Regions from separate parts of the Mus musculus genome. Here region 1 is linked to region 2. The links are chromatin loops, found by intact Hi-C in ENCODE. Cell type or tissue: left cerebral cortex. All regions are shown on one strand. Links, peaks and the distances in the headings refer to the core of each region. The heading gives the core; the rest is flanking DNA. Region 1 overlaps Ankrd28 (ankyrin repeat domain 28). Region 2 overlaps LOC102640059 (a long non-coding RNA gene).

Region 1 (8,341 bases), core at 199-8,198, 120 kb before region 2:
GGAAACCAACCATATTATTTAGGCAATTGCTATTAGTAACTTTATACTGAAAGCCCATCTTACTATCTGACATAAGCATCTCTAACTATGTCTGAGGTGGTGTTTTCTATCTGTAACTCAACAACCCAACCTTTCATATTATTTAACCTGTTCTTCACCTTTGGCTAGCAGCCCAGAATGCAAACTTGTGGGATCACTGCAGATGCTGTAATGTGAAATCTTAGTTGCCATTCTTTAAGATTGTTATTATTATTTGTGTATATATGTGTATTTGTATGGATTGTGTGTACAAGGGTGCCCATGAAGGCCAGATAATAGTGTTGGAGCCCTTGGAGCTGGAGTTATAAATGGCCGTGAGCTGCTAGACGTGGGTGCTAGGAACTGAACTCAAGTCCTCTGCAAGAGCAGGAAGTGTCCTTAACCGCTGCGCTGATACTCTAGACTCGTCTTCTTTCTCTCTCTCTCTCTCTCTCTCTCTCTCTCTCTCTCTCTTTAATGTAAGTACACTTTAGCTGTCCTCAGACACTCCAGAAGAGGGAGTCAGGTCTCGTTACGGATGGTTGTGAGCCACCATGTGGTTGCTGGGATTTGAACTCCTGACCTTCGGAAGAGCAGTCGGGTGCTCTTACCCACTAAGCCATCTCACCAGCCCTCTACCTTACTTTTTAAGAAAAGATTATCACTAAATCTAATTCACTATTTTGGTTAGACTAGTTGGCCAGAAAGCACTTGACCCTTAGCACTGGGTTACAGACACATATCATCATACCTGGCTTTTATATGTGCTGGGGAGCTAAAATCATGTTTATGCAGCAAGTACTGTACATGAACCATTTCCCCAGATGGTTCCTTGTTTGTTTGTTTATTTGTTTTTTGTTTGTTTGTTTGTTTTGTTGTTTTTCCGAGACAGGGCTTCTCTGTGTAGTCCTGGCTGTCCTGGAACTCACTCTGTATAGACCAGGCTAGTCTCAAACTCAGAAATCCGCCTGCCTCTGCCTCCCAAGTACTGGAATTAAAGGCGTGCGCCACCACTACCTGGCAGATGGTTCTTTATTAAAAGGAGTTGTTCCATTAAGGAACTGTCCCAATCACTGCAAAATCTGAACCACATTTCTGGCCTCTATCCAATAGATGGCAGTAGCACTTTTTCCTCTCTCACTTTTTAACAATCAAAGAATGCTCCCACATATTGCCAAAAATGAGCAAGAGGGGGAAAAAAGAAAAAGCTGGGAAGTGTTCTTGATGTAAACTGTCTGTTAAGATTTGACTTCACCTTTTTAACAAGAAAACAAAGCGGGGCTAGGTAGCTCAGAGCTTTTGCTACCTCGCTGAAGTTCAGTTCCCAACACTTACATGGTGTCTCACAACTGTCTGTAACTGTAGTTCTAGAGCATCTAACACCCTTTTCTGGCCTCTGTAAGCACCAGGCACACATATAGTACTCTTACATACCAGCAGACAACACACACACACACACACACACACATATACACACATATTTTTAAGTGAATAAACTCATTTTAAGTCCATCTGTCCACCTCTCCTAAACTTAATTACCAGATGATGGAGAACAATTATGTTTGGGTTCCTACATACAAGCACTATTTCAGTAGCAGTGACTAAGTCTTCCTTCTAGGAAATTCAGTCAGGCTACTAATTCCAAGTGAGTCAACATCTAACAGTGATCTTTCAGTAAAGACAGTATTTATCATGTGCTTCTTAGGTGCATTATTAAGCCACAGAGGGAAGACAAGCTCATCTAACCTTGAGACCAAGGTACACACGCCTTTAATCCCAGCACTCGGGAGGCAGAGGCAGGCGGATTTCTGAGTTCAAGGCCAGCCTGGTCTACAAAGTGAGTTCCAGGACAGCCAGGGCTATACAGAGAAACCCTGTCTCAAAAAACAAAAAAACCAAAAACAAAACAACAAAAAAAAATATAGGTGCTGGGTCATAGCATTCATCCATCCACCTTTATCTGAATGTCACTGTATGTAAAACATTGTTATAAATGATAATGGTGTATGGAAGCCGCAGCCCATATAAACATGTGTCAAAGAAATATTATCATTTCAGATAAGGCTACTGGGAAATAAAACAATAGGCTCTATTTCTCTATGTTCTTAGTATGTTCCATAGACATGTCTTTAAAGTACTGAATGTAATAGGTGAAAATGTTATTTTAATTTACATGTAGGAAAATCATGTCATATTTATGTGCTTAAATTCAAATTTCTTTGTTATGTATTTGGTGCTGGGCAAAATTTGACCTACCTCCCTTTCTGATATAATAAAGTTTAAGCTCAGGACTGAACAAATTCCCCACTGCTTCAAGTCTAACTTTTATTAGTCAAAAACAAAAAAGCAGTATGCTAAACTCCAAAGCCAGGAAAGTTTACCCAAAACCAACTTCTGGCCATTAGGGCAGTCCAAGATAAGGTCTTCTGCAGAAAACACTCAAAGTAGGTGGTGGTGCAAATAAATACCTTTGACACATACTGTTAACAGAATCTGACAAGACTAGAAGGGGGATGTTTCTCCCTTTCACTTTAGACATGAAGAACTGGCAGTACAAACTAGGAATTAATCAATTTTCTGACCAGTTTTTCCGTAGAAGCAAAGCAATGCCTCTTGAACATTTGTATGGATAAAAACTAGTGAATGGACAGCAAGTAACACTTCCTTGTCAGTGACAAAACTACCGACAGGTCACTACTAATATATGTTTAGCCTCTCCTTAAGAGAAAGATTAGACATCAAAGGATGTTTTGTTCCTTCAGTACATACAACCCCATTCCACGTATACAAACAGAAGACTATTCACTCTGTAATAGTGGTTCCCCCAACTGTTGTTGCAAAAGGATAAACTTCCACAATCCCTTCTAAAAATTCATTGAACTTTGCAAAAAAAAATGTATTTTTTAAATAAATAATGCATACATGTGTTTCCATATATGTTGGTGTACATGCACCCATATGTGCAAGTGCACATATGTGCACATGGAGGCCAGAAGACAACCTTAATTGTCACCCTCAAGAATGCCATCTCCTTTGAGACAGGCTCTTATAAGCTTAGAATTCATTAGTAAGGCTAAACTTGATGGCCAGCAAGCCCTAACCATCCTCCTGTCTTGCCTTAACTGGCACGTTTACGTGTGTTCTTGCCATACCTGGCACATTTACATGTGTTCTTGCCATACCTGGCACGTTTACATGTGTTCTTGCCATACCTGGCACGTTTACGTGTGTTCTTGCCATACCTGGCACGTTTACGTGTGTCTTGCCATACCTGGCACGTTTACATGTGTCTTGCCATACCTGGCACGATTACGTGTGTTCTTGCCATACCTGGCACGTTTACATGTGTTCTGGAGACAGAACTGAGATCTTCATGTTTGCAAGGCAAACACTGTACCTCCTGAGCCATCCCCACAACTCCCAAATCTCTAAATATTTATGCCTTCAAGTAACTATCTGGATGAAATTAGCCAAAATACTAAGGAAATAACAGAGAACGAGAGAGATTATCTTTCTACAGCTTCTCTAAACAAAGTCATTTCCTCAAAGCTCAAATAAAGGGATAATGAGCCTGGAGTCTCAAGAAACTTCTGACTGTTTGAAATGTTGAGACTGTTAGAGACTATGGAAAGTTTGGAAGTTGTCCTCACTGCATTCTGAGATGGCCATGGGCCTACAGGGCCCAGGAGTGAAAGTTGGTGATTTGAATGAAAAATGTTCCTTATGGGCTCAGGGATAAAAAGTCAAATACTAAAGGAAATTCTTCAGGACGAAGCCAGGTAGTAGCTGGAATTCATATGAAGAAAATGCAAAACAGCCAAAGACTACTGCAAATAAAAAGTGTAAATAGTACATCCTATTTTTATTCTCTCTCTAATGTAAAAGTGTATTGAAGGAAAGAAATATAACTGCACTATTGGGCTTTTATATAAAGATGTATATACATACAGAAACAAAGAAAAGGGGAGTTATATAATAAAAGCTGTATTAATGAAAAAAGAATGACAGTTGGTAGTTAACTTGAATCTAAGAATAAAGATTATAGGTTAATAAAAATATTATTAATCTTGCCTTACTCTTTAAATTGGTATATGCTATTGAAAGAAATAATTAAAAGACTGCCATGAGGTTATTATTAATGAACATAACATATATAACAATGATAGCACTAAGAAGGAGAGGAAATGAGTTAGCTACACTGAGACATTAATAGCATTCATATGTAGTACACTGCAATAAATAAGACAAGTGCTTAATACATGCAACAAAAAGACAAAAATAGTTTTTGAAAATCAAAGAAATCAAAAAATGATAAAATAGGAAGAGATATCACACACGAATTAAAAGATAACAGGATTAAGTCTGAAGATAAAGTTCACTGGTTAAGAAGTCACACTTCTCTTGCAGAGGAGCCAAGTTTGGTTCCCAGCACCCATACCTGGTATCTCACAGACACACATACTTTGGACATACCATCACTCACAAACACATACCCACACAGACACACATATATACACATACACTTAAAAATGAAAATTTTTTTAAATAAATGGACTAAGCACTCCTTTTAAAGAGGTTTAATTACATGAGGGCCAGTATGATGACACAGCACTTGTGCCACAAACCTGATTGTTGGGTCCCAACTCCAGATCTCACAATAGATGGAAAGTATAGATCCCAAAACTGTCCTCTGACCTCCACAGGTAAACCATATGACAAGCATATCCATACCAAAGATGCATCATAGATACACACACAAGATTTTTTTTAAAAAGACAGATTGTTTGACTGTATTCTAGAAAGAATACCCAATACGTTCAGGAATCCAAGGACTGGGGAAGCTGAAAATAGGAAGACCACTCGGTTCCAGACCAATGTGAGCTCTTGGTGAGGCCCTGTCTTAAAACGCACCACCCACACAGCAATACCAAATCATTGATGACAGTCCTAGAAGAGACACTTCAGATTCAAACTCATCATAAAAACAATGCTAAGAAACAATCACTGAAAATAAGATGTAAAGTTTTTTTTTTTAAAGGAGACAAAGGTATTTTATACTATTAAAACTCAATTAAGCAGAAAGGTTCAAATATAAATGTATGCACTTAATTAAAAATCCCCAAATAGGTAACATTTTTTTTAAAAAAATGATAGATGAAATTGCCAAGTTAAAGGTTATAAGCAGATGTCATTCCTGTCCGCAATAATAAAAGTATAGGCAGGAAATTAGAAAAGATAATGGGGATTTGAACTTCACTACCAACTAATCTGACCCAAAAGACACCTGAAAGAATCCAACAATACCAAAATGCAAACAAATGCTTGTTAAGTCCCATAGACCATTTTCCAAACCATGTCAATGATAAAAAGAACATCTCCAGTCATAATGTAGGTGACATAGAAATAAAAACCAAACAATATTTGAAAATCAAAATCCAAACAAACAAACAAACAAACAAAACTAGGGTCAAAAATGGCATCACAAAGTAACTCAGAATATATTTTAGGTTGGATAAAAATAAGACACAGCACAAGCTTAAGATACAATTAATGTTTATAGAAGGCAATCTATAACTAAATATGAAAAATTTCAAACCAATTTCTACCTTCAGAGTTTGAAAGAGAAAAGCAAGCTAAACCCAAAGCTAGAAGGAATGGTATTAGCTGGTTCTGCAGATCCAAAGCTGCAGGATCTATGACCCAGGGCAACACCAGGATATCCTAGAGGAGCCCTCAGGAGGATCAAGTATTGATAGCATAGCAGGAACCAGAGGCCTTGAAACAGACCAATGACTCACTGTAATGATCAAAGATGTGTGGCTAAAAGGGTGTATGGGACACACTGGGACACAATGCAGCTTGCATGAGATGTTTTGTTTATTTTTAATTTGCTTTTTGGGGGGAGGTTGCAAGGGTGGGAGGATACAAAGGGATGGGAAGATGATTGGAATTGGAGTGCATGATGCAAAATTAACAAAGAATCAGTACATTTTTAAAAAAAGACCTTTTCACAAATGCAGATACTCAAATATGATATATGACAATGAACTGTTTTCACTAATTACTGAAGTAAGTTGTATTTTTAAAGTTGTACTACAGTCAGTACATAGCACATTTAAGTAATAAACTGAATTCTGGCGAAAAAGCATGATAGAATATGCCTGGAATCTCTGCACTTGGAGCAGCTGAGGCAGAAGGATCTTAAGTTTAAGGACAGCCTATGCTATATTCAAAACAAACCAGAATAAACAAGACTAATCTGAGTACTATAATGAGCAATCCTACCTGTTTCTTTGTCCTGCCTGAGTATTACAGTATTGCTAACAGACATAGTATATATAGACACTAATATGGAACAATATGTAGGAAGGGGGTAAGAATTAAAAACAAAACTAAGGGATTATTTTTCTAAATTTCAGTTAATATAAGATTAAGAATATATTTGGGGGTAGGGGGAGAATGTTAATTTCCTTGAGCCAAGATAAAGAAGAGAGGGTTGAACTTATATAATGCCCAAGAACCTGTGTTCAATCTCCACAACAAGGAGGGGGAGGGGAGGAGAATGGCAAACTGTGAGAGTAACACCAGTAAGTAAAATTCTATTAGAGTAAATTTCAAGAAATCATCCCAACTTCACGCTTGGGTGTAATTAGCCACCTCTTTAGTGTTTCCCACTCACGGCTAAAATAATGGTCCATATCTAATTTCACTTCATTCCATCATAAAGCCGATACTTCCTTTATAGACGTAGCCCTAGTATCAAGGACCAACAGATAGCAGACATGAATTTATTTTTTTAATCCAACAATCAGGGTGTTTATTACATCCATTTCCATTAAAAGAATTACAAAGAAAACAATATACAAGACCTGGAAGTGTTGAAGACTTGCCTACCATACAAATGAGATTTTAAACACAAATAACACAAATCAAGGGAAACTGTTATCCCTAGAAAATAGTCCAAGGACTTATATTGATGGATATGGACACTACAACAGTTAAACTTCCCAAAGTATAAGGTTAGCACAACACTTATTTTTATTTCACACTTACTTAAATCCAAAACTCCAGGTTAATGAATGATCACCTCAGAGACTAAGGAAGCTGGAATCTACTCAAGCTGACAGAAGTTCAGGATATGAACCCATCATTTCTAAAGCTGTTCTGGCAACAAATGGGAAAAAGGATTATTCAAGGCAGGAAATAAAGTAACACTCAACACTTGGACTAAATTTTCTATCTCCTCCTCCTCCACCACCTCCGCCACCATCAAATGCACATATGAAGAAGCAGTAAGTATTAGTTAACTGTGGAAGTGATCTTTGGTCTGTGGGTCTAACTAGGTTCTCCCAATGTACATTCTAAGAAAAGCTTACAACAATGTATTTGATTATGACGGATACTCAATAATAATCCCTGTCTTAGGTACTGTAACTATTTGTATAAACTGAAAGCAGTGGAAGGAAAACTCTACTTTCAACCAAGGTCATGTTAGATAGAGTGTTTCTATTTTCCGGACTTTAAAACATTGTTTCTTAATCAGAGCAATTTATACCTAAGTTAAACAAAGCCCAAGAGAATATAGGTGCCACTGGCCAAAGCCTTTTCCCTTTGACCTGTGACAAGCAATCTCTAGAGGCTTTTTCCTACCTCCTGTGGCTTCTTAGAATTCCCTTTCCTCCACCCAGTCTATGTTCTCCATTGTAGTCTCTGATCATGAGCCCTTCTCATTCTCAAATAAATTTATTTACTTTGATTACTACCTCAAACACTCTTCTATGAAATCAGTCTCATATTTAACAGCTTACTCAAGTACATTTCAATGTTTACAAGTTCCAACTTCAATATTTCCAAAATAAAATTCATCTTACTGGCTAAGGTCAAGCCTTATTTCAAATGAATTTAACAGCCTACCAATTCCTGTACTCTTATCAATCCTCCAGAATTCATCCAAAATACAAATCTTGTATTGCCTGCTTTGGATAATTCAGTGATAATCCAGAATTAAGTTCCAAACCCCTAGAACGCAGACTCTCTATGACCTGGTCCCTCTCTCCACCACGGTCACTTCCTCACACTCCATGTGTCCTATGCTTGAACCATATATGTTAACATTCTGACTGGGGGACTGGGGAGGTGTCACTGAGACCAGGTCTTGCCATGTAGTCCTGGTTGGTCTGGTACTCACCATGGCTCAGACTGTCCTTGAATTTGCAGCAATCCTCTTGTCTCAACCTCCCAAATGCCTGGCCAGATTTCCTGCCAACAATTCTCCAAGTACATTCTTGTTATAGAATTCTGGCTATAGAATCTGATGCAAAAT
Region 2 (8,341 bases), core at 152-8,151:
CCTTGACCTACCATTCCTTTTTCCCCAAGGGCAGAGCAGGTCGGTCCTGCGGGTATGGGCTGTGCCCATCATGTGGGAGAATGGAGAGAGTAGGAAGCTGGTTTCCTCATAGAGCCTGGCAATGGCAGGCTTAGGAATCTAGGACTGCCTGCCTGAGGCCACGCCTCTGCCCGAGGCCACGCCTCTGCCCGAGGCCACGCCTCTGCCCGAGGCCACGCCTCTGCCCGCCCTTGTACAGCTTCATGTTGAGGCTGCTTGTTTTCTGAGCTGACAGGAATCTGAGGCAGACTTGGTTGAATTCACCTGCAATCTTCTGAAAGTGTGACCAGGGTCTTAGCTACAAAGTAAGTTCTGGGTAAAAGGAAGCTTCTGATTGAGAGTTCAAATGCCCCTAAAGCCAAGACAGGTAAGAAAGCCCTTGGCTGCCTCCTGCGGTACAAGGATGGGAAGAGCTAGCTGATGTTCTGTTCTGGGGTAGCTGGATCTTTAACCAAATGACCACCATCATATCTGCGTTAAAAAAAAAAAAGCCAGCCACACCTTTATGCCTAGCACCCTGGAGGAAGAGGCAGGTGGATCTCTAGGAGCTGAAGGCTAAGCTTGGTCTACATAGTGAATTCCCAGACAACCAGAGAGCTATACAGGGAGACCTGCCTCAAAAAAGTGCTCCCCCCAAAAAACCCAAACACACACACACCAACTGCTGGTTTTAGGCAGGTTTGAAATATTTGAGGGCTCATTTCTTGCCATGTGTCTTACTTACATTTATGCCTTACATCTGTTTTGTAAAGTCCCAAGATATTTCAAGTCTTAAGGCCCTGTACTGGTATCTCAAGTTCTACCCGTATGGATTCAATGTGGCATGTTTTGCTCTTTCTCCAAATGTTTGAAGTGGGTTTGTCTCATTTACCTAATGCAATGTAACAAGTGACCTCAAAACTTTGAGGCTTAAAATAACAGTGGGTTGTTTCTGACCGGGTGGATCTTCTGCCTTAAGCTAGGGCGGTAAGGATCTGAAGTCTCCTGGAAGCCTGACCCGGGTCTGGGCTGGGGTTGGAACGGCTGGAATGCGGATGTTTTAGGAACTGGATGGACCTTGACTAGGAGTTGAATCAGGACTGTCTGCTGTGGACCTTGGTTCTTCTCTTCGTGGCAACTGCATGTGGCTTCCTGTATCGCCTCACAGCCTAGTGGCTGGCTTCCAAGAAGGACTATGCCAACAGTAAGCATTCCAAGATGGAGGAAGTGGAAGCTGCCAGAGCCATTAAGGGTCAGCTTGGAAACTGGCCAAGTATCACTTCCTCTGTATTTTATTAGTGAAAGCGCTGAGGAGCTGGCCTGCAGTTCGTGTAGGAGAGACCTGCAGAACAGCCTCTCCGAGGAATGTGTCCATCTGGGTCATTCAAATCGTAGTTGAGGATGTTTAAAAATAGCTGTTCTTTTGTTATCTCAGATAAACGAAACGTGAAATAAATAACCACGTGGCCCAGCAATCTCTCTTCTGGGTAAAGGGGTCGAAAGAAAGGCCTTGAAGATGCGTCTGCATACCCATGTTTATAGCTATGTTATTCACCATGGCCAAAAGGTGTAATGGGCCTCTTTTCCATTGGTGGGTGCATGGCTAAACAAAATATGATGCTGTCTTCATTCTTTTGGCCTACTATAACAAAATATCAGTGACTGGGTGGCTTATAAGCAAGAGAAGTTTGTTTCTTAATGTGATGGAGACAAGGCAATCTAAGATCTAAGTACAGGTAGATTTAGTTTCTGGTAAGAGCTCTCTTTGACTTTTCTCGTTACAGAATTTTTACACGGTGGCAAGTGTGAGCAATCTCTGTGTGGTATATTTCAATTCTACACTTGTCCCTTGTGATCCATCACCTCCCAAAGTCTCTGCCTCCTAATATTACTAGGATTTGTAATATTGGGTGCTAGGATTTCAGCATATAAATGTGTGGAGGAGACAAATGGTCAGACCACTGTAGACCTGTGTATACAGGGGCATATTGTTTATCCTTAAAATGAAGTGAAATTTGTAATGTGGATGAGACTGGAATGGACCTATGTTAGGTAAAAATAAGCTAAGGGGAAAGAAAAGAACATTGTGTGAGTCTCTTGATGGGCGGGCGGGGCTTAGAGCAGCCAAATCAGCAGACAGAAAGGACAGAGGTTACTAAGGGCTGGAGGAGAAGGGAATGGAAGTGACTGCTTTGGGTGTAGTTTCATTTGAGGACATAGATAAAAAATATTGTAACTGATTAATCTGCTGAACTGTACACTTAAAATACTTCAATGGTGAGTGAATTCATTATACATTTCTTATAAATGTACACAATAAAAACATTGTTCTGAATTATGTGTGAATATGACATTTTGATGTCACCTTTTTTTCCAGTATATTATAGCCATGTCAGCACTGACTTGTGTTATAGCACTAACTCCCTGTGCTGTTAAAAGGCTGTGGGCCAGAAGTGAGGGTACCTCACTTGGAAGCCTGTCATCTTGCAGACTCTCAGGCTCACTACATGTACTGTATCAGACCCTACAGCTTATTCAGAAGCCTGGATGCTGATGTACTTGCTCATGTGTGAGAAACACAGAATTACTTAGGCTTAGTGCTATGCTTTGTTTGTGGACACTCAAGTAAACAAATACATACTAGTTGTATTTTCCATTTTTCATTTTGGGATCATTTAACATTACTTAAACCCTTAAATATTTTCATTGGACTTTGAGATGTTCCTGGTCCTTGACACTGTGCCAGGAATGTCTGGGGAATGCCATTAGTAAGTCCTGGACACAGTCGCATCCTCTCTGGTCCTAACGCCTGTTTCTCCTCTCTATGGCTGTATTTCTTCCCATCAGCCCTCTGGTTTCCACTGGACTTCTTCCCTTTAAGGAGACTGCGAGGGAAGACTGAGACAATCGTGGCTGGAGCACGCCTTAAAGCAGACCTGATTTTTCCATAGGACACCTTGACCCAGTTCACAGGTGAGGGAGGCCAGGCCTTGTTCTTTCAGTGACTGAGTGATAGAGTTAACTGTTAAGCCTCCATTTCTTTCTTTATTATTATTTATTTATTTATTTATTTATTTATTTATTTATTGGTTTTTCGAGACAGGATTTCTCTGTATAGCCCTGGCTGTCCTGGAACTCACTTTCTAGACCAGGCTGGCCTCGAACTCAGAAATCTGCCTCCTGCCTCTGCCTCCTGAGTGCTGGGATTAAAGGCGTGCGCCACCACACCCGGTTTAAACCTCCATTTTAAACCACAACAATTTCCAGGAGTTTACCATGAATGCTGGAAACCACACATGTTAGTCTGTAGTTTAGTAGATTTTCTTTTCTTTTCTTTTCTTTTCTTTTTTCTTCTCTTCTCTTCTCTTCTCTTCCTTTCCTTTCCTTTCCTTTCCTTTCCTTTCCTTTCCTTTCCTTTCTTTTCTTTTCTTTCTTTTTTTTTTTTTCCCTTGGTTTTTCAGGCAGAGCTTCTCTGTCCTGTTCTTGGCTGTCTTGGAACTCGCTTTGTAGACCTGGATAACTTCAAACTCAGAGATCTACCTGCCTCTGCCTCCCAAGTACTGGGATTTAAGGTGAGCACCACCATTGCCTGACTATTCAGGTTTTCATATGATCTCAGACCCAAGGCCTAGATTCAGTAACAGTATATAATTGCTTGCTCCGATCCGGGGAATCTTCCCAGCACCACCAAGACCACACTGCCAGGTTTCTACTTTTGTAAATAGAATGAGGCAGAACTTTTTTTTTAAAAATAGCTAGAATTTTTAAAGTCAACTTTAAATTTATGAGATTCCTTATATTTCCAGTTTGGGGCTTTTACAAACAGCAGGTGGATATATCCCAGTGTTTCTGTGGGGAAGAAATTCCTGTCACATTTCTGTGTTCTGACCGTGGAATGGCTGGGTCAGAGGGGATGCCTAGGGTTAACCAAGCCATTTTCCATACGGTTACTCCCTCCCGTCCTAATAAAAAAGTGAATGTTCCCACCTCCTTTCTCTCTGAGGAGTCAGGACAAATTTCAAGCAAGACATTGCCCACACATGTAAGATTTACAAATTTCCATCAAAACGTTAGTACCAACACTTCAAACACAAACGCTCCAACTCCTTGGTGGCGTGGTGGCAGAGTGGAAAATCGAAGGATCAGATGACAGCTAGAAGGGAGGATGCAGAGGTTCTCCTTTGTTGCTGAGAGGGCTGGGGAGCCTTTTGCAAAAGCTGCTGCCAGTCAGGCTTGCCTGTCTTTGCAGGGCTAATTACCAAGCATTTGGGCAAGCAAGGGGGGTGGGGGTGGGGGGCGTGTGCACAGTGATACCGACTGAGGGAGCCATCACCAGGCTTAAGACTAATTAGAAATGCAAAGCGCTTAAATGCTCAATACCACCACCACCACCCGACAGGAAAAAACAAAAACAAAAACAAAACCTAAATAAATGACGACAACAACCACCACAAAACAAAACAACATCAAAACACCCCACCACTTCAGAATTCTAAAGTCAGCGGGCTTGTGTTGCGGGTTTAGGAGCAGGGATGCTTGCAAAAATCTGCCACTGCTGACTGAATCACACAGCGCCCACCCTACGTCATGCAGCCTCCCTCCCAATCAGGCACTGTGGATGAGTTTCCTTTGTGTCGCTCAGGATTTGGGGGGGGGGGGGGAAGCGTGTCAATTGCATTTCCAGGACGCCCTGGGCCCTAGCATACTAAATACGATCTTCCTCTGAGCTCACCGAGCAGAGAGGAGAAGACGCAAGGGTAATCCAGGCCCCATGCAGTGGTGGGTGGGGCAGAGCGGTACAAGTAAGCTTTGATCCCCGCTAGCTACAAACCACCACTTACACAGAGGGCATGCAAATTAGGTCCCAATTAATAGCGCTTAGTAGCATCTCCTGGAACCGCTCAAGGAGAAGCGGGGGGGGGGGGGGGGGAGGGCCGGGGGGGCGGGGAGAAAAGCTGGACTTATACACCCCATTGAAAAGGCTTATCTGGTCAGGAGAAAAATCCCTGGGCTAGGCTTGCCTTGCTGGGAGGGAAGAACCAAGCTGAGGCTGCTTAGGTGCCCTCCGGTCATCTGGAACAGTGTCCACATGGCTCCTGCTTGAGGCATGATTTGATGGGAGCCAACGATTCAGATGAGAACAAACTTCCCCGCTTCCCCTTTCTCCTGGGACCCTGAGTGGTCTAAGCCCTAATGAGTTCTGAAAGTGCAATCTTGAGTCTTCCCATCAGCCTCTGAGAGGCGAGGCCAGCACAACCCCAGGCTCGGAAGAAAGGGACTAAGCTGGGTGGGGGCTGGGAGGAGACTATTGTTTAATGGATTGCTGAAGAATTGCACTAATAGGCTTCTTGCTGTCTCTCTAGGATGGGGCTTCATCCCTTCCTAGCCATGTTGCTGAATAAAAATTTGAATGTCTAAAATACATTATAATATTACCTTAAGAGGCAATGATCAAAATATTTGAAACACAGTATAGTAACAAATGTCCTTAAGTAGCAAGAAATGCCAAACTCCGACGACTGTAATACTGTCAAACAGTAACCCCAGAGGCGCTATTCTGAGTCATTTATGATAACTGCAACAATAGTTATACTCACAGGTGCTGCCAGGGCTCTGGGATGTGTGAGTGTGTGTGTGTGTGTGTGTGTGTGTGTGTGTGTGTGTGTGTGCCTAGTTTCATGATTGAAGGAAATGCAAAATCAACCTTGGTTAGTGGTTAGGGAGAATAAAAACATAATTTCTTTCTTTTCAGTTTCACAAATTCCCTTTCTTTGCAACACCAGCTTCTACATTAAGAGTCCGGGCGGTGCTGGCACACGCCTTTAAACCCAGCACTCAGAAGGCAGAGGCAAATCTCTGTGAGTTTGAGGCCAGCCTGGTCTACAGAGCGAGTTCCAAGACAGCCAGGGCTACACAGAGAAATCCTGTCTCAAAACAAAACAAAACAAAACAAAACAAAACAAAACAAAACAAACAAACAAATTAAAAAAGAAGAAAAAGGTTTGCTGATAGCCAATCCCAAGGGAAGACTCTTGCTCTATGGAAATAGCAGGGAAGATAAATGTGTTAGTTATTTTGTGTCACTGTGAGAAAATTCCTAGTAGAAACTCCTGAGAGGAAAGAGTTATTCTGGCTCCTGACTTCAGAGGCTCTTGGTCTATCATTATTGAGTTCATGGTGACAGGACGTCAGGGTGGAAGCTCACCATGTCACACAGACCAGGAAGTGCTGCAGGATGTTTGATCACACTGTGACCCCCGAGATTGTGTTATTTACTGGAAAAACCTGTGTTTAGTTGTGGTGTGGATCAGCCTTAGCACACAGCTTTAAACCAAGGGCTTTCTGCTTGAATATTGTAAACAGGATTAAATAAAGTCAACCCTAGGTCAAGAGGCAGAGCAAGCAGCCAGTTGACAGGAAGCGAACATAGGATTATTAACAAAAAAACCATAGAGAGTAAGAGAGAATTAGGAGAAAGGATAGAGAGATGCACAGGAAGTAGAAGGGAGGACCATTCAGTTTGAAGCAGGTTTTTTGAGAGGGCTTGAGAGAGGGCATTCTGGTTGCTATGCCAGCTGAGGAAGAAGGTCAGCTGAGTGCTTTCTCTGCCTCTTTGAGCTATCTGGCTTTCACCCCAGCATCTGGCTCCTGAATCTTCATTGGTAAAATCAAACAATTGAGATTTTGTTAAATAATAACAAAGAAGTGATCAGGTGAAACCAAGGAAGGATTATAATCCTCAATGCCCACCCTACTGACCTACTTCTGGGAGCTCTGTGTCTCAAACGTTCCACACCCCACCTCCAAACATAATCCATCAGACAAGAAACTGTCACTCAAAATATCAATCAACCTGTCAGGACTTTAAGAATCTAAACTACAGCATTCTGCACCTGACACATCTCATAATGCAAAATACATTTAGTCCAACTTCAGGAGTCCTTATAGTCCTTTTTGTTGGGCAGGGGTGCTTGAGACAGGATCTCACTATGTAGCCTTGGCTGGCCTGGGGCTCACTGTGTAGACCAGGCTAGTCTTGAACTACCTGCTTCTGCCTCCTGAGTCCTGAGAACGAAGGAATACGTCCTTAGTGCACAGACCATGTCCCTAGAGTCTTACCAGTCCAATACTGTTCAAAGTCCAAAGCCTCTCCTGAGATTGAAGGCAAAGCCTTGACTGTGGGCCCCTATAAAATAAAAAAAGAAAATTATGTACTTCTAAAAATACAGTGGCAGAGTAAACATTTCTATTCCAAAAGGCAGGAACAGAATGCTGTCAACAAAAGACTGGGTTAAGCAAGGCTGAAACTCAGGGAGGCCAACAGTGAATCGGATAGTTCTGTGCTCAGAATCCTACACACAGCTCATGGTGATATGGGATGGAGGTACCAAGAGACTTGAGAAGCCCCGCCCCTATGGCCCTGTGCCTGCCACACAAATGTTGGCTTCTGTCCCATGTTCTTGGTATTTGCAACATCCTATAGTCTCCAGGACAACCTAGACTTCATCCTCAGTTAGGTACATAGTCCGTTCAGAGGGGCCTACCTGGAGGGGCTCTGATTGAGCTATTCACTGTAGGGGCCCCTCTCAAGCCTTGGTGCAATCCTCTGGGATTTGTAACTTTTTCATTTTGCATGCCTGAACACCAGAGCTCCATGGCCAGTGGCAGGTTCTGTCCTTAGCCTGAGAAGTATCCTGTCACCCTTGGACCATACTGCAGAATCCTCCAAGTGCCTGTATTTGAACTTGGGGAGACACTTTTTCAGTGCCTGTTTGCGCAAGAAATGACTAAGGATCTCTTTGGAAGGAAATCTCTCAATAAGTTCTCAGTTTTATACAAAGGACCCTTCAATGGTGGGGACAAGAAGGAGATTTTCCTATTGTCTAGTGTAAAGTGCAAGGTTCCTTGTGTGTATGTGTATGCTGTGTTTAGTGCATGCTTATGAGGGTTCAGGTACATGAGTCTGTATGTTTCTAGGTGGAGACCATTAGACATTTTTTTCTGTACTGGGTGTATCTCCTTACCTTGAGACAGAAACTGAACATGAAGTTTGCTCTTTCTGCTAGCTAATGGTCTCTTGGTATCCTCAAGTGTCTGTCTCCTGATGTTGGGGTCTTAGGTGTGCCCAGGATTTTTAAATGGGTGCTGGGGTTTTTAACACAGAATCTTCTGCTTGCACAGCAAATGCTATTATTTTTGTGTGTACGTGTGCACACATGGTGTGTGGATAGCTGTGGAGGTCAAAGGACAATTTTGTGGGGCTGGTTCTCTCCCTTCTACCACGAGGTAAGTTCTAGAGATTGAACTTGGGCTGCCAGGCTTG

What was found. Hi-C counts contacts between places; a loop is a spot of excess contacts. Peaks named below come from ENCODE experiments on the same cell type or tissue, not always from the same donor. Only the 100,000 strongest peaks of a DNase experiment are listed, where the experiment ranks them.
Region 1: it touches region 2 in a loop (3-fold over the local background); 6 of 42 quality-filtered maps call a loop at or near these places.

Annotation. Positions count from the first base shown.
Region 1 is chr14:31,809,009-31,817,349 of GRCm38, forward strand. The region is part of intron 1 of Ankrd28 (ankyrin repeat domain 28); the gene reads right to left. Among named protein-coding and RNA genes, the nearest start is that of Ankrd28, 17 kb to the right of the region's middle. In left cerebral cortex, for the core only: no CTCF peak of the experiment used is centred there; no DNase peak of the experiment used is centred there.
Region 2 is chr14:31,929,366-31,937,706 of GRCm38, forward strand. It overlaps LOC102640059 (a long non-coding RNA gene), which reads left to right. Exons shown (of 5, transcript XR_874500.3): 1 at 1-1,222; 2 at 2,866-2,991. Among named protein-coding and RNA genes, the nearest start is that of Gm41125, 10 kb to the right of the region's middle. In left cerebral cortex, for the core only: no CTCF peak of the experiment used is centred there; DNase peaks (open chromatin) are centred at 1,239, 4,671 and 5,277; H3K4me3 peaks cover 1,334 bases; H3K27ac peaks cover 1,639 bases.